Linked DNA regions of Mus musculus: regions 1 and 3 are each linked to region 2. The links are chromatin loops, found by intact Hi-C in ENCODE. Cell type or tissue: heart. All regions are shown on one strand.

Evidence for each region. A loop is a pair of places that touch in the nucleus more often than their neighbours do. Peaks named below come from ENCODE experiments on the same cell type or tissue, not always from the same donor. Only the 100,000 strongest peaks of a DNase experiment are listed, where the experiment ranks them.
Region 1: a loop joins it to region 2, with 5 times the contacts of the local background. A loop is called at or near these places in 14 of 42 quality-filtered maps.
Region 3: a loop joins it to region 2, with 2.4 times the contacts of the local background. A loop is called at or near these places in 5 of 42 quality-filtered maps.

What each region holds. Positions count from the first base shown.
Region 1 is chrX:94,173,347-94,181,346 of GRCm38, forward strand. No RefSeq gene overlaps it. Among named protein-coding and RNA genes, the nearest start is that of Eif2s3x, 35 kb to the right of the region's middle. In heart, no CTCF peak of the experiment used is centred here; a DNase peak (open chromatin) is centred at 4,535; H3K4me3 peaks cover 1,683 bases; H3K27ac peaks cover 1,316 bases; H3K27me3 peaks cover 1,770 bases.
Region 2 is chrX:94,118,138-94,126,137 of GRCm38, forward strand. It overlaps Zfx (zinc finger protein X-linked), which reads right to left and starts at 5,270. Exons shown (of 9, transcript NM_001044386.1): 1 at 4,931-5,270. It overlaps Gm46691 (a long non-coding RNA gene), which reads right to left. Exons shown (of 2, transcript XR_001782847.1): 2 at 7,112-7,415. In heart, CTCF peaks have their summits at 4,388 and 5,272; DNase peaks (open chromatin) are centred at 4,434 and 5,134; H3K4me3 peaks cover 3,265 bases; H3K27ac peaks cover 2,767 bases; H3K27me3 peaks cover 2,260 bases.
Region 3 is chrX:94,044,336-94,052,335 of GRCm38, forward strand. No RefSeq gene overlaps it. Among named protein-coding and RNA genes, the nearest start is that of Zfx, 75 kb to the right of the region's middle. In heart, no CTCF peak of the experiment used is centred here; no DNase peak of the experiment used is centred here; H3K27me3 peaks cover 417 bases.

The DNA.
Region 1 (8,000 bases), 55 kb after region 2:
GAAGAGCAGTCAGCACTCTTAACCACTGAGCCATATCACCAGCCCACCTTAACTACTCTTAATTGCTGAGCCATCTCTCCAGCCCCAAGAAATAAATCTTTAAATAAAAAAAATTATGTTTGCCAGGCAGTGGTGACACATACCTTTAAACCCAGCACTTGGGAGGCAGAGGCAGACGGATTTCTGAGTTCGAGGCCAGCCTGGTCTACAGAGTGAGTTCCAAGACAGCCAGGGCTACACAGAGAAACCCTGTCTTGGAAAAGTGATGTTTAATATTTTCCTAAATAGTGAGACTCTGTTTTCTAACAATCATTAATAGTTCCACAACTCTTTCTCTAGTGCAGCCTGAAGCACAGAGAAAACTCCACTGGAATCATACACTGCATTTGTGCCTGCTCTGTGGGAACCACCTCCAGCCACTAACTCTATTCACATCAAGCCACTGAAGTGTTGAGTCTTCATGTGGGTATAGACAGGGCCTGCCTTCTACCAGCCTAGAGCACTGTACTCACTAGATTTATTTGTCAATTTGATACAAGCTATATCATCTGAAAGGAGAGAACCTCAATTAAGAAAATGCCTCCATAAAATGAGGCCATAGGCAAATTTATAAAGCATTTTCTTGATTAGTGACTGATGTGGGAAGCCCCAGACCATTGTGGATGGTTCCACCCCTGAGCTGGTGGTTCTGGGTCCTTTAAGAAAGCAGGCAAGCGGCTGGAGAGATGTCTCAGCAGGTAAAACCACTGACTGCTCTTCCGAAGGTCCTGAGTTCAAATCCCAGCAACCACATGGTGGCTCACAACTACGTGTAATGAGATCTGACGCCCTCTTCTGGTGTGTGTCTGAAGATAGCTACAATGTACTTATATAAAATGGCTCAGTGGTTAAGAGCACCACATGATAGCTTACAACACCTGCTATGGGGTCTGATGCCCTCTTCTGGTGTGTCTGAAGACAGCTACAGTGTACTCATATACAAGGAGGGCAAATTTGAAGCAAGCTCTATTAAATACTACATTCGTGAATGGATGGATGGGAGACACATGTTACAGACGTTTATAAAGACAAAACCTGCTGGGCATGGTGGCGCACGCCTTTAGCCTCAGGAGGCAGAGGCAGGCAGATTTCTGAGTTCGAGGCCAGCCTGGTCTACAGAGTGAGTTCCAGGACAGCCAGGGCTATACAGAGAAACCCTGTCTCAGAAAACAAAACAAAACAAAACAAGACAAAACCCATAGGCCACCATACTCTTATGAGGCTCTGTTACTTCCCAAGAACTACAACTCCCATCATTCCAGGAGGTTACCTGGTCCTTGGGCAAATGTTAATTTTTGGCATTACACACAACATTACAATTTGGAGGACATCGTGCAAAAGTTTATGTGAGGCTGAGTTCAATAAGCCAACCAGGGGAAAACAAAGCATAAAACAAAGCAAATAATGACCTAATATGAAAATATGTCTAACTAATCAAAATATAGTATATAAGCAATGGAAAGATTTTGTTTTCCATGGAACAGAAGATTATTGAAGTGTCTGAAGAGAATGAGAAATATTTTCTTTTCATAGAAATGTTTAGAATTCTACCAAGAATGCATTGCAACTTAAACTAGGGATACTAATTTGTCCCAGTCTCTTATCTTTCACCTGTCTTTTGTGGCTTACCACCTTCAAAACAGCTTAGCACTTAAAATTTTCCTGGAGGCTTGGTAACAGGCATTAAGCAACAGCTAATGACACGTCTAAATAAATAAATCTCATGAAAGAAAGAAAGAGAGAGAGAAAGAGAGCAAGCAAGCAGGCTGGGCAAGCCATGAGGAGCCAGACAGTAAAAAACACCCCTTCGTGGCCATCAGCTCCTGCCTCCAGGTTCCTATCCTGCTTGAGTTCATGTCCTGAAGTCCTTCAATAATAGACTACGGCGTGGGAGTGTAAGCCACATAAGCCCTTTCCTCCCCAACTTGCTTTTTGTCATGATGTCTCATCACAGCAATAGTAACTCCAAGACAAGCAGTAAAGGAAGTCAATGTTTGTCTCCTGCCATTTTTCCTTCTCAATCATGTGTATGTACTATGTTAACCATCCTTCTCCTGTAAGGAATTTTCATCCAATCTATCTTTTTGTTTGTTTGTTTCTTCTGGTGCTGCAGATGGAACCCAAGCTTCATATCAGGCGAATTCTCTACCATTGAGCTTCATCCTCTCTTCTGCCCTCAACCTATCATCCTTTGTATGTATCTTCAGCCATAAATTTTGCACCGTTTTTAGAGACAGGGTTTCTCTGTGTAGCCCTGGCTGTCCTGGAATTCATTCTGCAGACTTTGAACTCAAGAGACCTGCCTGCTTCTCTGGCTTCCTGAGTGCTGGGATTAAAAATGTGTGCCACCATTGCCTAGAAAATTTTGTACTTACATTTTTATTGCAAAAATTCAAAACTCAGATGAGGGGTGCTGGGAGGACTAAGCAACACTTTCTGTCACTAAGTCATTACACAGAACAGCAAAGGGTAAGAAGGGTTTGAGGTGGGAAATATCAGAAACAGCAGCAGAGACAGACACCAAAACCCAGGAGATACTGAAGCCACAGAGACCATTGACTTCTTAGAGAACACTTGAAGCTTTGTCATGATGGCTGGCCTTCCATTGAGTCAGTACGAATATAACATCACCTTGAATTTACAGTTTTGTTTTGTTTTTGGGTGTTTTGTTTTGTTTTGTTTTGTTTTTCGAGACAGGGTTTCTCTGTGTAGCCCTGGCTGTCCTGGAACTCAACTCTGTAGACCAGGCTGGCCTCGAACTCAGAAATCTATCTGCCTCTGCCTCCCAAGTGCTGAGATTAAAGACATGTGCCACAACTTTTCTGCATGCATGGGCATTTTGCCTGCATGTATGTCTGTGTACCATGTGCATATAGTGCCGGGGGGGGGGGGGCAGAAGGTTTTGAATCCCCTGGGACTATAGTAACAGAGCGCTGTGATTGCTGGCAATGGAAACTGAGTCCTAAATCCAGTACTACTGAGGACAAAAATTCTTTTTATAAAAACTTGAAATTTTTATTAGTGTTTGAGAGATATGAATATGGAGTCCAGAGAACAGCTTTTTTCCTTTTTGTTTGTTTGTTTGTTGCTGTTTTGTGCCAGGGTTTCTCTGTATAGCCCTGGTTGTCCTGGAATTCACTCTGTAGACCAGGCTGGCCTCGAACTCAGAAATCGGCCTGTCTCTGCCTCCCAAGTGCTGGGATTGTTTTTATTTTCAAGACAGGGTTTCTCTGGGTAGCCCTGTGTAGCTCTGTGTAGCCCTGGCTGTCTTGGAACTCAATTTGTAGACCAGGCTGGCCTCGAACTCAGACATTCGCCTGCCTCTGCTTCCCAAGTGCTGGGATTAAAGGCGTGCACCACCACGGTCCAGTCAAGAGAACAACTTTTGGTAATCTGTGTTCTCCTTTCTCTATGAACCTAGGTCATCAGACTTACCTAGCAAGCATTTATAACTGTTGAGCCATCTTGCTAGCACTCAGTTTAAGTTCTTAAAATTTAGGACATGGAGGTTGGATAGCTGTGAAATTGCAAAAGTTCTGAAAAATCCATTAGAAAAACCACAGGATACAAAACAAAACAAAGAAACACAAACTAAGCCAGGTCACGAAAAAGGCTTCAGAGGTCCCTGGAGACAGATAGCGTTGATGTCCATCACCACAGTAAAACGATGTGCTTTAAAAGGCATAGGGTTAGCAGGGTATGGTGGCTCATGTCTATAATCCCAGTCGTTGGGAAGGCAAATCCAGATTTCTGTCAGTTCCCTAGAGAATTCCGACCAGCATGAAATATAGTGAGAACCTGCACTAACCAAATAAACAAAGTGAAGGTTTCAGGAGAGAAAATGAGCAATCTGGTAGGAGCAGACTCTCCTCCCTTCCACTTGAGTTTAGGTTTTTAATTTAACCAACAGGCATCTATTGCTTTGGAGATTAATTTAGCCCTTCACAGCATTTCAAATTCACTATGGCTTTGCAGCGATGAAGCTGGAATGTTTTAATACATGATAAAAAAAAAAAAACTTCATCCTAAAGCCAAATACAACAAGCATCCTTGCAAACACCATCCCCAAATTGTATTCTAAAATTACCCGTCATATGTGCTGTTGGCGAAATACTTAATTGAAAACGTAGCTCTAAAACCCTGAAAAAAAAATCAATCTTCCTTTCCAAATAGAATCAAAAGAAAATGTGTAACTTAAGGCTTATGGGACATAGTTTAGGGGAGCAAGCAAAAAAATGGAAAGAAGCCACGGAGGCGTCCCAAGCAGAGCGGCATGATGGAACACGCTCAGCGGGGCGGCTGTTTGTCCAAGGCTGGAGTGCAGAGCAGAAAAAGCAGGACTCCTCCGTGGCGGAGGAACGAGCAGGGGGACTAAAACAGGCCACTCCTCGTTCATTTTAGACGTTCCACGTGGAGGAAGAGCGTGGTGTGCAGTGGAGCCAGACCGCATCCTAATGGCTCAGCGGGTAAAACCTAGAGCACGTCAGCTCCGCTCTCAAACTGACAGAGCTGGACCCACCCCTTTTCCCAGCCTCGTCACTTCCTGTCTGCCCAGCACCCACTTGCTTGGGGCCGGAAGGAGTCAACTCTCTTTCCGCGCTCGATCACCCAGGCGTAGCGCACTACGCAGGCTCGGCGGCGCTTCGGGAAGCAGCGGGCGACTAGGGAGGAGCTGGTCTCCACCAGCCATGCGATACTCCCACGGTGGAGGCGGCGACGCGGCGCGGGTAGCGGAAGAGGAGGGGCGGGGGGACTATACAGGAAGTGAACTCGGGGGCCGAATCGGCTCTGGCTGGGTCTTCCGTGTGTCGACTGCGCACGCGCGCGCCGCGGCGCGGGCGCCCCGGGCGCCACGGCTGCCGCTGCGGAAGCTGTCTGCCTGCCTGCCCTGCCCTTTTTACAAGGATGAGGGGGAAAACAAACCCAAAACACTGGTTCCTAAACAACTAAACACTTTTATTTCAAATTTGCCTATCACAACTGTCTATTCCAGGGCCCAATATGTCCATGTCTTAGGCGTGACTTTTTGTTCAATGATTTTTTTTTTTCTGTTCAAAAAAGGAATGCCTTTTTCTCATTGATAGCATACTCTGTCTATAAAATGTATAACTATAATTTTAAGTCTGGTTGTAGTCTGGTGGAATGATTGATCTGTCTCTGCAGCAGTAACACATTTTATATTATGATTTTGGGTTTGGTGAGAAAGTCAGCCAGTAAATATGATTTCTGCCTAGCCTGACAGCCGAATTCGCTTCAGAGTCTCCTCCAACCCTAATGGAAGCCCTCGGACATTCACATGGGCTGTGAAAATGCTCTCCACACACTATAAATAAAATAAATTTAATTTTTAAAATTGAATAAGTGCCGGGAAGTGGAGGTACATGCCTTTAATCCCAGCACTTGGGAGGCAGAGGCAGGCAGATTTCTGAGTTCGAGGCCAACCTAGTTTACAGAGTGAGTTCCAGGGCAGCCAGGGATACACAGAGAAACCCTGTCTCGAAACACCAAAAAAATAAAAATAAATTGAATAAGCAATTGGATAATTGAAAAAAAGATGCTCTAAAATGTTGTATATCGGGATGGAGAGATGGCTCAGCGGTTAAGAGCCCTGGCTGCTCTTCTAGAGGTCCTGAGTTCAAGTCTCAGCAACCACATGGTGGCTCACAACCATCTGATGCTCCCTTCTGGTGTGTCTGAGAACAGCTACACTGTGCTCATAATAAATAAATAAATAAATAAATCTTTTTTTTTAATGTATGTCAGGACTGCAGATATGACTCAGCGGTTAAAAGTATTTACTGCACTTTCAGAGGACCGGAATCTGGCTTTTAACAATTCCAGAGGGCCGGGCGTGGTGGCGCACGCCTCTGATCCCAGCACTCAGGAGGCAGAGGCAGGCAGATTTCTGAGTTCGAGGCCAGCCTGGTCTACAAAGTGAGTTTCAGGACAGCCAGAACTATACAGAGCTATACACAGAAACCTGCCCCGAAAAAAAAAAAAAAAAAAAAAAAGAAAAAAAACCAGTTCCAGAGGAATACAATGCCTCTGGCTTCCTCAGCCACTCACATACTTGCATACCCAGACAATACGCATATACTCATAATTAAAAGTAAAAAAATCTTTAAAAATATATTAAACCAGATGGTGGTGGTGCACACCTTTGATCACAGCACTTGTGAGGAAGAGGCAGGTGAATCTCTGTGAGTTCAAGGCTAACCTGGTCTACAGAGAATTCCAGGGCAGCCAGGACTACATACAGAAACCCTGTCTTGAACCGCCCTCCCCCCTCCAAAAAGTGCTATTATTTTGTGAGTATTTTGTCTTCATTCATGATTGTATTGTGGACCACGTGTGTCTGGTGTCTGCTGAGGGCAAAAAAATGGTGTTGGATCGCCTGGAACGGGAATTAGTAACCAGGGCCCTTTGCAAGAGCAGTCATCACTTTTCAAGCCCCTAATATATATATATTATTTATGTATATACTCTGGAGGCAGAGGCAGGTGATTTTTGTGAGTTTGAGGCCAGACTGTTCTACATAGCAAGTTTGAGGCCACCTAGGACTATGTAGAGAGGCCCTGTCTCGAAAAAGAAACAAAACAACAAAAACAATTAGACAAATGAACAATGCTTTTATTATTTTTAATTATGTGTGTGTGTGTGTGTGTGTGTGTGTGTGTGTGTGTGTGTGTTTGAATGAGAGTGATGGTGCCCAGAGTAGCCAGAGATTGGTTCCCTCTGGAGTTTGAGCTATTGGTGTTTAGGAACCACCTGAAGACTAGTGCAGAAGGGTTTCTGCTCTCAATTGCGAGCCATCTCTCCAGCCCTGGACAAGCTCTTTAAAAATCTTACTAAGATTTAGGGGCTGGGGAGTAAGCTGGCTTAGCAGATAAAGGTGCCCTGCTGACAAGCCCCGTGACTTGAGGTCAATGTTCAAGACTCGCATGGTAGAAGGAGAGAACTGGCTCCTTTCAGTTGTCCTCTACATGTGCCGTGGCACCCATGCATGTTGGCATGCATATGTGGACATGTTCAATCACATGCACAACTGAAGTTTTTGATTGAGATCACATGATGGAATGGAATGAAAACTTTGGAGGCATGGACGTCTCTATAACAGAGTTGCCCCAAACAAAAAGAATATGGTCCACTTTCTAATTGTTTATATCCTTTGGATATTTAGCAAAAGGCTAGAGATTTACTCACATATTTATTTTTGCTCTGGGTTTTTTTTTGTTTGTTTTTGTTTTTGTTTTTTTGAGACAGGGTTTCCCTGTGTAACAGAGCTCTGGCTGTCCTGGACTCAATTTGTAGATCAGGCTGGTCTCGAACTCACAGATTTGCCTCTCCTCCCTCAGTGCAGTGCTGGGATTAAAGACATGTGCCACGTATCTCATTCCATGTGAATGTATGCCTGAAGAGTTTGTATCTATTACATTTTTATTGTACATGTATGGTAGATAATAATTTTGTCATGTTATTGTCTTACCCATCCCAAGTTATGTTTTCTGGGTGGATAGTCAATATCTTGTAAATAATATTCTGTCTTTTTTTTTTAGATTTATTTATTTATTATATGTAAGTACACTGTAGCTGTCTTTAGACACTCCAGAAGAGGGAGTCAGATCTCATTACAGATGGTTGTGAGCCATCATGTGGTTGCTGGGATTTGAACTCTGGACCTTCAGAGGAGCAGTCGGGTGCTCTTACCCACTGAGCCATCTCACCAGCCCCATATTCTGTCTTTTTGTTGTTGTTTTGTTTTGTTTTGTTTTGTTTTGTTTTTCGAGACAGGGTTTCTCTGTCCTGGAACTTACTTTGTAGACCAGGCTGGCTTTTGTTTTGTTTTTTGAGACAGGGTTTCTCTGTAGCCCTGCCTGTCCTGGAACTCACTTTGTAGACCAGGCTGGCCTCGAACTCAGAAATCCACCTGCCTCTGCCTCCCAATGGGATTAAAGGCATGA
Region 2 (8,000 bases):
ATCTCTGAGTTTGAGGCCAGTGTAGCCTACAGATCAAGTTTTCGGACAACCAGAGCTGCATAGAGAAAGCCTCTCAAAAAAAAAACCATAAACAAATAAGTAAATAAATAAGCAAGCAAACAAAACATGTTCAATATCTACAACAATGCACAATAGATACAGTTAAGACACTTAAGGCAATACCAGATAATACTTAATTTACATACATATTAGAGCAATGTTTGCATGTGGAAAAGAGGAATGAGGCTATATACATTAAGGCCATTTAGTTTCTTTAAAGTGTACTTCCTGCTGAGCAAAAAAAAAAGTTTTAAGATTACATGGATTTTAAAAAATGCTGTCTGGATAAACAATTTGGCAGGAGTAAGAGCAGGTTGGCCATATTCCAATCAGATATGGGGCAAGGATAGAGGTTACTCAGCACCTGGGTTTGACCTGCTGTCCTAACAAGATAGGTGTGCCTTAAAATGAATATCCCTTGGTCAAAGAACATACTGGATAAATAACTGAATTTGAATAGCTGGAAATTATTCAACTAAATCAAATTTACTGAGCCCAATAATTTAGATAATTGTCTGGGAAGATGATGATCATGCCAGGTACTGCTTGGGGACAAAGACAAATGAGGACCTGTGTCTACATTCCATTTAGAAGACAAAAATAAAAACATACATTAAAACATAGGAGATTGTGCCAGGCGTGGTGGTGCACGCCTTTAATCCCAGCACTCGGGAAGCAGAGGCAGGCGGATTTCTGAGTTTGAGGCCAGCCTGATCTACAAAGTGAGTTTCAGGACAGCCAGGGCTATATAGAGAAACCCTGTCTCAAAAACAACAACAACAACAACAACAACAAAAAAACCATAGGAGATTAAATGCTAAAGATGGAACAAAAAATAACAACTCAGGAACATTGATGAAGTTAATAACAGAAAGAATAAGAAATGGGAATTGTTTGGGGACCCTGGACTTTAAAAATAATCCTATAAATAGTACTGGTCATCTGTGCTGAATAAGTTTGTTTTCAGCTGTGTTATGATATATTAGACACTTCAAATGCTCGATTAGACAGTAGATATGTGGGTACGGGAAGAGACATTTAACTAACAGAGAAGATTCCAGAGAGAGAAGCCAGCAGATAAACCTTGAGGGAAATCCCACCATAGGAGACAGAAAAAGCAGAGTGTGAAACAGAACACTTGACAACATTAGCATGTGGTAGAAATGTCCTGATTTGGCAATTACTAGATTTAGTAAAAGGTGAAGTGGAAAGTTAAAGCAAACAGAAGACTGGGGAGGTTTCTGTACAACGAGCAAATCAAAGAACACTTGTAAGGATAGGGAAAGGAACCAGCAAAGTTGCAGGAGACCAAATTAGGCAAGGTTAATCCCTGCACTCAGAGGTGAGGTCAGCCTGGACTATCACAATGAGTTCCAGGACAGCCAGAACTACATACAGAGAAGAACTCTGTCTCAAACCAACCAAAAGGAATTGACAAAGCTCCATCCCAAAGGAGGCAGGCCAACGTTTGGGCAGACAGCAAGACTAGATAGAGGTAGGGCGATCCTTACATAGAGACAAAAAGCAAAGCAAAAAGCCTACACAGAAAAAAAAAATCAAGAATAGGAAGAGACACTGACAACCAGATAACTGGTTAGACTTTCAGTTAGGTCAAGTCAAAACAAAACAAGGAATCCAAGCCAGTTGTGCTGAATCACATGCCTCAGGAGGCTGAGGCAGGAGGATTTGGAGACTGAAGCCAGCCAGGCTTCTTAATGTGATTGGGTCTCAAAACAAACAAAAATTATTATCTTTGATGAGGGTAAAGGATTTCAGGAGCCTGTTAATTGTTTTTTTCATCTTAAAAATGAACTGACACTGTGATAGGCATAATTAACACATTATCAGTAACAATGTTGGGAGACTATAAACATTTTTAAGCAATGGATGGGAAATCTCTTTGAAACAATCTATGAGCATGTTTTTTGAAAAAAGGAAATTGCAAAAAAAGAAAGATATCACCATCTACCTAAGAAAGTGGACATAAATCAAAAACTAGTATCTTGTTTACCCAAGACTGACAAGTTGGCAATAGTGTTCCACCAGTCAGTTCTCCAGACTATCAGGGTCTGTGATCTTTAAGGTAAAAAGAATTTTGTATATAACCATTCCTGGTGGAAACTATACACACTTACCAATCTTCCTAATTATACAACCTGACTCTTATTTCATCTTAATCCTGAATGTCCACTATCTAGCTTTCTGCACTAATTAAACTGAAGACTTTCACACTGTCTCTTCTGCACTGATTGCTCTCAGCCCCACCCACCCCGACACCCAAGAACTGAACTTTAAAAGTCTTTTTAAAGAGAACTTTTAAATGTGATTTTCTTTTTAATTTTTGAGACTTGATCACAGTATGTAGGATGACCTCAAACTCACAAAAATCTGCCTCTGAATGCTGGGGTGAAAGGCATGTGCCGCCACTGTCCAGCTTAAGAGAATTTCTTTAATTAAAGCTTGCCGTGGCCTCTAGGAAAACCACTCTCTAGGAGCAAGATTTCCAACCTGTTGCTGTCTATAAAAGTGAAGACACCGAGAGTGAAGAACTATCTAACTGTGAGACACATTTCCCACATAAGCATCTAGAAAAGTCAAATATTAATCAAAACATGCAGGAAGGCTTGCTTAGCAAATAACCTTAGTTAGCCTCTCAAACAAAACTCTCAGCAGGGAGCAAAACAGATTGCAAAGGGCAACTGAAGGCCACTGCTTTTTAATAACCATCCTTCCAAACTCATTTTCAAAACTGACTTCCTAAAAACATCATGGGAACACTTGTAGGAAAGTTCATTTCTCATCTTCTTCGAGGAGCACCAGGATTCATTTTCAACAATGGGAAATGAAATCATAGGAAACTCTGTTTACTACAGAAATAACAACTCTGAGTAAAACGTTATTTACAGTGAATATAGAAAAAGGACCAGCTGTCTAACAAAAATGGATCATTCAAAACTGCAATAAAGCATTTTAAAAGGGTAATAAAATCTGGCTTCTGACCACTCTTTGTAATTATCATCACTATAAAAACACTGGTCAGCCTACCACACAACCTACTTCTCTCAAACTTGTCCTAGCCCAACCGAGCTGATAGCTATCAAGCACAGATCCGGGTGTCGTCATCCGGGAGTCGGAGAGCTCCCGCACTTGCTTCCCACGGAGCAGAAGCCCTTGCCATTCGCGCTGCAACCCACCTTTGCAAGCCTCTACCTATACTATCCATTTCAGACAAACAGTAAATACTTGCTGTTCTCTAAAGAAACTTCACCCTTGAAACGCCCTTTGCCTGTCTGGGCCATCAGGCTTGTAACCTCAAAATGCCACCTATTTCAGGAACTCCTTCCTGATGCTTCAAACAGAAACCATGTCTGCTCTGAAACCCACTTTAACTCGGATGTAGCCTTCGCGCGGCACTTCTTACAGTTCAACATTTGCTCTTCTACTTCTGAACAACAAGCCTCCCACAGCCACCACTTACAAGAACCCTCCTTACTCTTTCTCAGCACCTAGCACAGCCGGCATGGGACGCCGAGGTTACCAGCAAAGTTGTACCGGGTGAGATCGAAAGAAATTTCATGGGGTGCGATTCCACTCTAAAAACCTCACAAACGGGCTACCACAGCGAATCAACGAAAGCTAGCTAATACGTCACATTACATCGTTGGATAAGAAAATAACTTTCTGCCCTTTAATTTTCCTCAGTTAAATAAATAAATATATATACCAAAATTCAAACGCAGCCTCCCAAGAAACTTGTTTCCACAGAAAGGAACACAAAAACTTCCCTCCGATATGCTAGTCTTCCGCTTTCGTAGGATGCCTTTTTCCCCCTATTGGTCAAAAGAGTGGTGAGAACTTTCCCATCACTTTTCTTTCTTTATTCACAGAGTCGTGAAAGCAACGATTGGCGGAGAAGCACCGCACCAGGGTCACCCTAACGGCCACGTCTATCTACCTCTGAGAAAATAAAGTCCTAAGAAAATGTCTCCGGCTCCACTACTGCCACCGCGGCAGATCACCCTGAAGCGGCAGCAAAGCGCCGGGAAAAGGCTCGGAGCCCCGGGGCCATACAGATGAGGTGGCTCCAGCGCCAAGACGGCCGCGATGGCCGCCTGCGGCAGCTCAACTGAAACACAGCGGAAACAGCAGCCAGTCACGGGGCTGTGGGAGGCTGGGCAGGAAGGTGGCGCTGCCGCCAAGCGCCTGGGATCCAAGTGCTCATCATGGCGACGAGGGCAATGGCCGCCATGGGGAGCGAACACGCCCCTGCGCGCACACTCGACGCCGCGCCCGGGCTCCGGTCCCCGTAGCTAGCGCCGCCGCGGCCCGCTCTCACACCCCCCCTCACGGGCTGTAGCGGAATTTTCTCCTCAGACGCCGCCTTCAAAATGGCGGCTCCCCCTCCCGGCAACCCCCTCCGTCGTAGCCTGCAGCAGGCGCCGGCCGGCCGCCATCTTGTCCCCCGTCCCTCTTCCCCCCCCCCTCGCCGATATTTACATAGCGAAAATCGGCCGGGCCGGCCTGCGGCCTTCACCTCATGCCTGCAGCCTTAGCCTCCTCGCCAGGCCTCGCCCCCGCACGGTGCCCCGGGTCGGCCACGTCGCCCACCCGGGACCCCTCAGCCGCCTCCCCAACCGCCGGGCGGCACTGCCCCGGTCCCCGCCCGTTTCCAGAACGCGCCTCGACCGCCGTTCTGAGCGCCCGGGCGCCACCCCGGGCCTAACTGCGGCCTCCTCGGGGCCTGCTCGGCGTCGCGCGCCACGCCGCCCGGCCTAGCGCGGGAGGGCGCCTTGCGGGCCGCCGAGCAGGCCGAGAGCAGGCCGCCGCGCGCGCACCAGGCCCTACGGCCGCAGTGGCGCCCCGGACTCACCGGACGGTCGTGCGGCGGTCGGCGACGGTGGCGGGTGCTGCAGGCCGGCCTTTCTCTGGAGCACTGGGCCGGGCTCCGGCTGGTGGGGCGGGCGGAGGGAGGGAGGAGGGGCCGAGCTCGGAGCTGACAAAAAGCGGCCCAGCTCCCCGGCACGGGCCCGCCGTCAGCACGTCACGTCACCGCCGGGGAGAGAGACCCAGGAAAATGCGGAAGGGTAGCTGGGCCCCCTCCTCCGCCCGGTGGGTCCCGCTGACGCCCCGGGTTGGCGCCCTTCACGCCCCGCAACCGGGGAGCCCAGTGGCCTCGCTGCGGCGGGGTCTCCGGCGGCCCGAGTTTCCGTGACAGCGCCCCCCTTCTTTCCACCTCCGCGCTCCCGCCCGCCACCGCCGCCACACACGCGCCGCCGCCGCCGCCTCGGCTGTAAAATCCGCACGAGGCCGTGGCCCACCGACACCGTCGAGAGGCGGGAGGCCCGGGCCACCCCCCACCATGTTTGTGGGCCGCGGCCACCCCCCGGGGGCCTTCGGGGACACCTACCGCCTCTCCGCGAGGGTCCCGGCCTGAGGCGGTGGCTCGAGTTGTTTGCAGGCCCGCAGACCCCCCTCCCGCCGTAAATGTGTGTGTGTGCGGTGTGTGTGTGTTTTCATCCCCGGTGCCTGGGGATGAAGATAAATTTAGCAACCCTCGCCGTCCCCTGCCTTCCCTTTAAAAAAAAAAAAAAAAAAAAAAACAACTTTGAAACAAAATGAAAATGGCCTTGCCAATTTGAATGGTGCAGGCAGAGTGTTGGGGGGGTACCTAGAATAACAACCAAACCCGGTAATTTTTTTTTTAATAAATAAGCTTTCTGTCGGGAAGCCAAATTGGTCTCTTTTTATGGGGGGGGGGGTTAGGTACATTTTGAAGCCTTTAGCACACTGCAGAGAATAGAGATTTTTAGTGCTATAGAAACTACACGTGTGTTACACTGGAAGTCTATGGATCATAACTTTTATGTATGTAATAATGCTATAACACTCTACAATTATCGAGATTTTTTTAAATAAAATTCTTAAGTCTCTTAAACTTTAAGAAGATAAAGAAGTGAAAGTATCTGATTCAACAAAATATTTATAAACTTAAAAATAGGAGTTTTGTGTTTTTCTCAATCCAGATCACTATGTGGCATTTTTTTTTTGCCAGACAGGGTTTCTCTGAGTAGTCCTAGCTGTCCTGAAACTTAACTTTGTAGACAAGGCTGAACTCAAGAGATCTACCCGCCTCTGCCTCCCAAGCGCTAAGATTAAAGGCATGGGCCACTACCACCGAAAAACATTAAACTATATAGTTTGTACATTACTGTAGACTCTAACATGATAGAACTTTTTGTGGTGTACTGGGGGACATAAGACAGTGGATATTTCGGGATATAGCCAATTTCTTGCCTCGGCCTCCCAAGTGCTGGGATCACAGACGTGTGCTCAGACACCCAGCTTGACATATTGGTAGACAGTGTTGATAGCTGTTTTCCCATAGTTAAGACATCTTTAAAGAACAAAAAGGATAAAGCAAATTGCAAACTGGGGTGAGGTGTCTTTAAACATATTCTAAGAATGTAAATTGTTTCATCAGCTTACAATCATAAAATTGTTTTTAAAAGGGAGACAGGCATGATAACTCAAACCTGTAATGTCCACAATCCAAAAAGGATTTTGGCAAGTTTCAGGCCAGACTGTGGTATATTCAGTGAGATTCTGTCACACACACACACACACCTAAGGGCCTCTACTTAATGTGAGCGCGCGTGCGTGTGTGGTGTGGTGTGGTGTGTATGTGTGTGTGTGTGCTCTCTTAGGTAGAACCTATACTAAGAACAGAAATTAGCATGGACAATGGGAGAAGATGGCATAAATCTGTAAAGTGTTCCTTCATTTTCCGCTCAGATCTACTAGAAATCTAGTAGATCTAGCTAGTAATCAGTCATTTTCTTATGGGGTTTTAGCTTCCTGCCATCAAAAAAAAAAAGTCGCTGGGCAATGGTGGCGCATGCCTTTAATCCCAGCACTTGGGAGGCAGAGGCAGGTCGATTTCTGAGTTTGAGACCAGCCTGGTCTACAAAGGGAGTTCCAGGACAGCCAGGGCTACACAGAGAAACCCTGGCTGGAAAAACAAACAAACAAACAAACAAATGTCTTTCAAATATAAATGACATCTTCATCATTTATAGGAAATTCGGGCTATGATACAGGCTGTATCGACATAAAATAAAATTAAGCAAGAGTACTTTAAGTTGGGAAATGAGAAAAGATCAGGGGTGGCACATGCCTTTAATCTCAGCAGCCAGGAGTCTGAAGCACGGAAATGAAGATGGCAGGCCAGCCTGAACTGCACAGGAAGGCCATCTCAAAACACTGGGGAAACTTGGCACACAGGCACTGCATGTCTAGATGCTCTGGAAACTGAAAGGAAGGGCTTCTTTTCACTCTGTCTTGAAGACCAGCCTCACCTCAAAAAAGTATGGGGAGGGAACGGTTAGAGAGTCATATTAATACAGGTTTTTTAATGATAACCCATGTTAAAGTACTTTCTAAGGGCCTCTACTTAATGGTAGGTTTGCCCAGAGGAAATCTGCATCAGCCACACAACCATAAACAGCAGGTTCCAAACAGAAAGGCCAATGTCAGCACTCTTGTCAGGTTTTCCCTCGTTAACCACCAACTACTCTAGCAGTTGCAAAGCACTTAAGAAAAGAGCATTCAGGAGAATAAAGAAAAAAAAAGATGCTGCCTCAATTTACAAGATCACACAAGTTATTGGGTATTGAGTGTCAAAGAGCCCTATGTGATTACTTGGCATATATAGAGAAACTTTGACTGGAAAAGGGAAAAGACGCCTACTTCTGATGCTTAAATTAGATATATTTCTATTAAAGTGCAACGAGAGTCCTACTGATGATCACACAAATAGAGCCAACTGTATTTTGATTTTAAATTTTCAAAACAGGAAAGGTAACAGGGATATAGCTCAATGTGCCTGTCGTGTGCAAGGTCCTAGATTTGGTAGCCAGCACTGCACACAAAAAGGAGGAAGA
Region 3 (8,000 bases), 74 kb before region 2:
ACTTCACGATCTGTTAGGTCCTGGTCTCTATGGTCTTTAATTTTTTTCAAAACCTATTTTTAATGATGGTTCTTAAACACTTTAACCTCCCTTTTAGTCCACTACCCACAAGAGGTAGTGGAAAAGAAAGGATATGGGGGGGGGGGAAGTGGACCTGTTTCAAAAGGTTTTTGACAACTCTTGTCTGTGTTGTCTGGAACTCAGCAGTTCAGTTCACAGGTAAGCAGGGGCAGCTCGATCCACTCGCAAACACTTCATGAACACACCAGCAGTCCAGTTCGGTAGAGTCAGGATAGCAAACAGGAATCAGCAGCTGTGGTAATACCTAGCAGAGACAGCCAGGCCTCAGCCTCTCAGCGTGAGTCAGCAGGAGGGACCAGGAGGGAAGGACACCAGAAGTTCTGGCTGTGCCTCTCTCAGTGAAGCCAAGATCAGAGAAGACGCCTTTAATCCCAGCACAGGCAGAGGCAGAGGCAGAGGCAGGAGGATTTCTGAGTTCGAGGCCAGCCTGGTCTACAGAGTGAGTTCTAGAACAGCCAGGGCTACACAGAGAAACCCTGTCTCAAAAAGCCAAAAAAAAAAAAAAAAAAAAACCAACCTCCAGAAACTGGAAATAACCCAGATGTCCCTCAACTGAAGAATGGATAAAGTATATCTACACAATGGAATACTATTCAGCTATTAAAAGCAAAGACATCGGGCTGGTGAGATGGCTCAGTGGGTAAGAGCACCGACTGCTCTTCCGAAGGTCTGAAGTTCAAATCCCAGCAACCACATGGTGGCTCACAACCACCGGTAATGAGATCTACTGCCCTCTTCTGGTGCATCTGAAGACAGCTACAGTGTACATATAATAAATAAATAAATCTTTAAAAAAAAAAAAAAAAGCAAAGACATCATGAATTTTGCAGGCAAATGGATGGAACTTGAGAATATCATCCTGAGTGAGGTAACCCAGTCATAAGAGGACATGCATGCTATATATTCACTTATAAGTGGATATTAGCCATAAAATACAGGATGCTCATGCTACACTCCACAGGAGGCTAGACAGGAAGGAGAACACAAGCAAGGATGCTTGAGCCTCACTTGGAAGGGGGAATGGAATGGACATGGAAGGCAGATGGAGGGAGAGCTGGGTGGGAGAGGGGATCAGTAGGAGAATTGGGGGGGTCAGAGTGGGGTGTGGGGAGGGGCAGGGGAGATGCCTGAGTGGCCATGAGAATGAATAAAAATCTGCAACTGATAGGGAGTGGGGCATCTCCAAGAAGAAATGGAGACCAAGAATCAATGGGGTGTCCTTAGCTGTGACTCTTAACCACTAAGCCATCTCATCTTTCTTTCTTTCTTTCTTTCTTTCTTTCTTTCTTCCTTCCTTCCTTCCTTCCTTTCTTTCTTTCTTTCTTTCTTTCTTATATGTAAGTACACTGTAGCTGTCTTCAGACACTCCAGAAGAGGGCATCAGATTTCATTATGGATGGCTGTGAGCCACCATGTGGTTGCTGGGATTTGATCTCAGGACCTTTGGAAGAGCAGTCGGCGCTCTTAACCGCTGAGCCATCTCACCAGCCCCCCCAACAAAACTTTCGACCCAAAACTTATCCTGCCTACAAGAAATGCAGGGACAGGAGATGGAGCAGAGACTGAGGGAATGCCCAACCCTTCCTTTAAATTTTTTTTCCAAGTTGTTATATCTGTGCACCATGAGCATGTAAGATGCCCACAGAGGTCAGAAAAGGGAGTTGGCTCCCATGAAACTGGAGTTACAAATGGATGTGAGCCACCATGTGGGTGCTGAGAGTTAAACCCGAGTCTTCTGCAAGAGGAGTAAGTCATCTTCTGTAAGGTGACTTTTAACCATGAAGTCATCTCTCCAGCCCCAACTTGGAAAAAAATTTTAAACTCACTGAGAGATTATTTTTAGATTATTATTATTTTAGACTCTACAAAAGGAACATCACTCTAGACATATCCAATAAGAGCCCAAAAAAAGTATGTGGAGTTTTTTGTGGGTTTTTTTCCCCATGTTTGTTTGATTTTTGGAGGGGGAAGGGATTAAGGCAGATTTCTCTTTGTAGCCATGAATGTTTGGGACTTGCTATATAAACCAGGTTGGCCTCAAACTCACAGAGGTCTGCCTCTGGAGTGCATATGCCAATCACACCTGAATAATAAGTGAAAATTTAGAAAAGGAATTTATTACACAAATGATAGAGAAGATTAGATGGTACGGCATCCCAGAAATTAGATACAGCAGGAAGCTGCTGCCACCCTTATGGCCAAAGGGACAAATGAAGGAGGGTGTGTTACTAGAATCCAGCATTTACAGACGTCTGATAAGAGCCACAAGCAACTGCAGATGGAAAATAGCTTTTTCAAAAGTGTGCCTCTGTTAAATGTGCACAAGTGTTATGCTATATGCCAAACAATATAGCATAGCAAAGATTTACATAGCATTTACATTGCATTAAGTATTCTGAGTAGTATAGAGATGGCTTAAAGTAAGTAAGAGTATAAGAGTGTGTAGACTGTAGCTTTGTTGGTAGCATGCTTGTCTAGCAAGCATAAAGCCCTGAGTCCAATCTCTAGCCTCCATAAACCAGGCATGTTAATATTAGCCTGTAATCATAAACATCTATCATGAGGTCTGGTGCCCTCTTCTGGTTTGCAGGCATCCACTCAGGCAAAACATTGTATATATAATAAAGAAATCTTTGAAAAAACAATAGAGAGAAATGCTTAGGAAGTATGGCCTTGTTGGATAGAATGTGACACTGGAGGTGAACTTTGAGAGTGGACTTTGAGAATCTAAACACTTGAGCTAGCTGGGCCTGGCGCTGCACGCCTTTAATCCCAGCACTCAGGAGGCAGAGGCAGATGGACCTCCGTGAATTTGAGGCCAGTCTAGACTTCAGAGTGAATTCCAGAACAGCAGGGAATATACAGAGAAACCCTGTCTCAAAAAATTAATAAATAAAATAGATAATAAATACTTGAGCTATTTCTAATTCATACTGTTTCATGTTTCTGGTTGAAGGTGTGAGCTGTTTGTTTGTTTGTTTGTTTTGTTCTTTTCAAGACAGGGTTTCTCTGTATAGCCCTGCTGTCCTAGAACTCACTCTGTAGACCAGGCTGGCCTCAAACTCAGAAACCCGCCTGCCTCTTTCTCCCAAATGCTGGGATTAAAGTTGTGCGCCACCACTGCCTGGCAAAGGTGTGAGTTTTAAGCTTCTGCTCCAGCCACTCAGCCTGCTGCCAAGCTTCCCTGCTGTAACAGACTTTGCTCCGTGGAATCATACGACTGAACAAATTCTTTATAAGTAGCTTTGGTTTTATCGCAGAAATAGAAAGCAAGCACAGAACTTAATCATCCATGGATTTTGGTATCCAAGAAGGCCCTGAAACTAATGCCCCATGGTTACTGAAAAACCCTGTAATAACACTATGATGTCTTAGGAAGTTTAGTCACATGGCTATAGAGGTATATAGTTTGGAGAAGGGAGTAAAAATAGAATCCTGTAGGGTCCTTGAACTGTCTGAGAAGCACACAAAAATGACAGTTAACATTAGACTTTAGGAAATCAAAGATGATATCTCTATTACAGCTACAGACCAGCAGTCTTACTCCTAGGTAGATACCTAAGAAAATGTGTGAATATTTGCACCAAACGAGAAATGCAAGAACACTCATAGCAGCTGCATTGGAGACAGCCCCAGAGGTTGATAATTTGCAATGTGCTCAAGAAATGGAAAAAAAAGCCAGCCAAGGCGCTCCAGAGCACCTCTGCAGCTGGTAAAACTGCACAGTCCCTCCTCCCAGCACTGCCTCGGGAATGAATAGACTTGCTTCACTCCGTTTAGGATTAAAAGATTAAAAGTTCCAGAAGAATGAGTCACCCTCACATACTTTAGGCAACATGCTGGCACCTTGGCTCTGGTGCAGAGATTAGAGGAAGAATCTGCCAGGTGGCGCCTTCGGGGGCCTCTTTGGTTTCTGTAGTGGGAGTTCTGCCAGATTCTGGATTTATCATTCCACTGAGACTGCACACACCCTGGGAACTGCCCAGAAGCAATCCTGCCTGTTAGGAAGAGTGAATGAATGAATGAATGAATGAATGTTAAATGTATCTCCTTCTCCCACAAAACTCCATCATTTCAGGTCTGTCTTCTCGTGTGCATATGTCCAAGAACTCTGTTGTCTAAAGTGATGTGATTTTCCCCTAGCAACATAAAATAGATGAATTTCTCAAAATCTCCCCAGTTTCCACATCTAGCTCCAAGATAAAGATCTGTTTGGATCTGATCTGTTCCCCCTGATTCCATCGCTATGCTGTAACCTAAAGTCCACACAGTGAGTTTATCCATCTTTATCTATATCTAGAAAGGGGAGCCAAGAAGATGAGAATGGTTTTATAAACACAAAAGCATAAATATTTGAGGAAATATTTAGGCTCAGCTAGAGCCTTTATTTTTATAGATTGCCATCTAAGATCCAATCCTAAATTCTGTTAACTTGAAGGTGTGGGGTGTCAAAAAATCCTAATCTCTGAAGGCCTACGCCCTTCGTGGTCCTGCCTGGCCAAACATCTCATGGTTTTTCATTACCTTTCAAGCAAATGGACCCACACACACACACACACACACATCCAGCCCATACTCAACATAGTTTTGCATCAATCAGCAACAAGCCTCTACCTTTTACTTGGCCTTTCCGCTCTCAAATTGCCGGCCTACTGGATAAACCCAGTGACTCCTGCTGGATTAATGGTCTGGCTGAAACCAGCAGCTAGCTCTTCATCACCCCAGAGGGAGAGTCAAGCTGCATATAAGCTCAGGTTCTCACAAGCTGTCCCAGTGCTATCAACACTAGGCAGCTGATGTTCTCAGAATGGGTATGGGACTTCCCTGAGTCCTTGGCACCAAGGTTGAAATCCCACTCCCTGCTCCCCACCCTCACACAGACACACTTGAACTCCTCTCACAGGGGCCCTAGAGAGAGGAAGAGGGCCTGCCAGGAGATTTTTTAAAACCGCATGAACAGGGGGAATGTGAGCTAAAAACAACAAGAAATCATGTTTCACCTACTGGACTTGAAAAATATGACATCCCAGCAAGGCTTAAAGCTATCAGGCACTCTTACTACTGCAGGAAGTGTATATTGGCATGGCCATTTTGGTGAGTGACTTGACAGTGCGTGTAAGACTTTGAATTGTACATATTCTATATTGAAGGTGTCTGCCCTAGCAAACACGCTGGCACAGGTAGGTGGGATGTGTTCAACTGAAGTGTTGGGGTGAATGAGGAGACCCTAGAAACACCCAAAAAGTCACCGGTAGGAAAACAGCAACATGTCCTGTTCTCACTTGATAGTAAGATAGGAGTATGTTTCAAGTCCCTGGTTTTTGTAACCTAATCTCCAAATGAAGAGCTCATGGTTCCTGTCACACTCTGTTCAAAACCAGATGAGATGATTAAGTGGGGAAAAAATCAACAAGTGAAAAAAAAGTGAAGGTTATAGCAAGATGGGATCATATTTGCAAAAATAAACACATGCATTTGCTTCGGGTGTGGAAAGATTGACTCCAAATTCATAAGAGCACACAAGAGAGGTGGGAAGAAGAGGGCCCTAGATCAGGTTACTGTCAAAGAGGACTCTATTTATAACACACTTATTTCATAAAGAGAATGTGTTTGTGTTATGCTTTTACAAGTACAAATTAATCTAAAAATAATGTGTGCTGCTCTGGAAAGTGTGCTCAATAGAAAAGTGTTCATTTGCAGAGTGTATAATAATGATTAGCCTGTTTATTTTTTTCAGATTTATTCGTTCATTTTATGTATATGAGTACACTGTCACTCTCTTCAGACACACCAGAAGAGCGCATCGGATCCCATTACAGATGGTTGTGAGCCACCATGTGGTTGTGGGATTTTGACTCAGGACCTCTAGAAGAGCAGCCAGTGCTCTTAACCACTGAGCCATCTCTCCAGCCCTAGGCTGATTACTTGGAGAGTGTTTTGAAAGAGAGTAATTATCTTCGATTGGCCTACTACTCACTAATATAGCTCAGGCTGGTCTCAAACTCACAAACCCTCCTGCCTCAGCCTCCCAAGTACTGGCATTTCAGGCGTGTACTACCAGGTCCAGCTAGACTTACCTTCTGTAATAGACTTCTCACAGGAACAGAGACTGCGAATGGCTCCAAAAGCTTCTAGAATTTGCCCTCTGGAACGTTTGCTTAAATATTCGAATGCAGTGAAAAAATCTTTCCTTATATTTATGAAGTCAAATTCAAACAGGAAACTCTTGAAGTGTTTGGATTTTTTTTTTTTTTTTTGTCTAAGTAGGTGATCTGATGGTGGTCCCCGGATTAGCTATTTATATTAACTGCACAAGACATAATTCTAAAATGTAATGGAACAAAACAGTACAATTTTCTCAGTTTCTGTGACTCAAGTATCAAGATCTCTCACTGTAGGGTATTGGCAAGGCCTACAGTTTCATCCAAAGACACCATGGGGGAAAGTTCCAAGTTCACTCATAGAGTTGTTGGCTGGATAGTGTTCCTCAGAAGCCATTGGACTCAGGGCCTTAGTTTCCGCCGCCCCCCCCCCCCACCAAAGCCTCAGTTTCTCATGGATTGGTAAGCAGATCTGGCCATTCTTATCCATGGAGATCTCCAGAGTGTAGGTAGTGACAGGGCAGCTAACACCACTCAAGACAAGCAAGCCAGACCAAAGTCCTCACTTTTTTGTTTGTTTGTTTGTTTGTTTGTTTGTTTTGGTAATCTAACCTCAGAAAGGACATCCTATGACTTTTATCATGTTGAGGTTCATTAGAGGCAAGTCATTAGTGTAGTTCACACCGCAGGCCTTACCAGAATCACCGGAATCCAGTTGGGAAACTTCTTGCCACAGCCTTGTGGGGACGACACTCTTTGCTTACACTGTGAGATGGAGCCTGTGGGATGGGGAGACGGGAATGCCCTATGAATAGAGGAAACAGTAGCACCCAAAAAAGGATTCCTTGTGCTACTAGAGAAAATACTACTCAATCCTCCCAGAGTAAAATTGTAGTAAAATGTTATATTTCCCAGCCATGGGTGGACCATTCACCTGTCAACTTTTACCCTTTCTTCCTATTATAAATTAAAATATCCTAGCAGTTATAATTACCAAACATCATTGTAGTGGCTATTCCTGGTTTCCAACTTGATTATATCTGGAATGAACTACAATCCAGAAGTGGAAGGCTCACCTGTGAGCCTAATCTGGAGGCTGGGAGATACAAGTTTCTGACCTGGATCTTGGCATAGAGATCTTGAGGCACAGTGGCTATGAATCCCAGAAGATTAAGACAGGGAGATCTCTGAGTTCAAGGTCATCTAGGACAAAGCAAGTCCCAGATCCAAGTGTGATGGCACACACCTTTAATCTGGGCCACACCTTCTGCTGGAGACCTACATAAGGACATTGGAAGAAGGAAGATCCTCTCTTCTGCGCCTGCATGCCTTGTGGGACTGAGCAACTGCTAGATCCTTGGACTTCCATTCACAGCTGCTGCTGACCATTGTTGGGAGTTGGACTACAGACTGTAAGTCATCAACAAATTCCCTTACTATATAGAGACTACCCATAAGTTCTGTGACTCTAGAGAACCCTGGTTAATACAGCCATCTAAAGGTCTTTTTTTTTTTCATATTAAAGAATGTGACATATTAGTGGGCCAGGAAATCAGTTTGGTAGGTTGTGCTAAAGGTTTTATATCACACTGAAGTTTTATATATATATATATATATATATATATATATGGATAAATATATATTGTTAATTTAACATTTTAAGTCACAATTCAATGGCATCATGTATATTTCAAGTGTTTATTTAACCATTCTGCATTTTTTTTTTTCGAGACTGGGTTTCTCTGTATAGCCCTGGCTGTCCTGGAACTCACTTTGTAGACCAGGCTGGCCTCAAATTCAGAAATCTGCCTGCCTCTG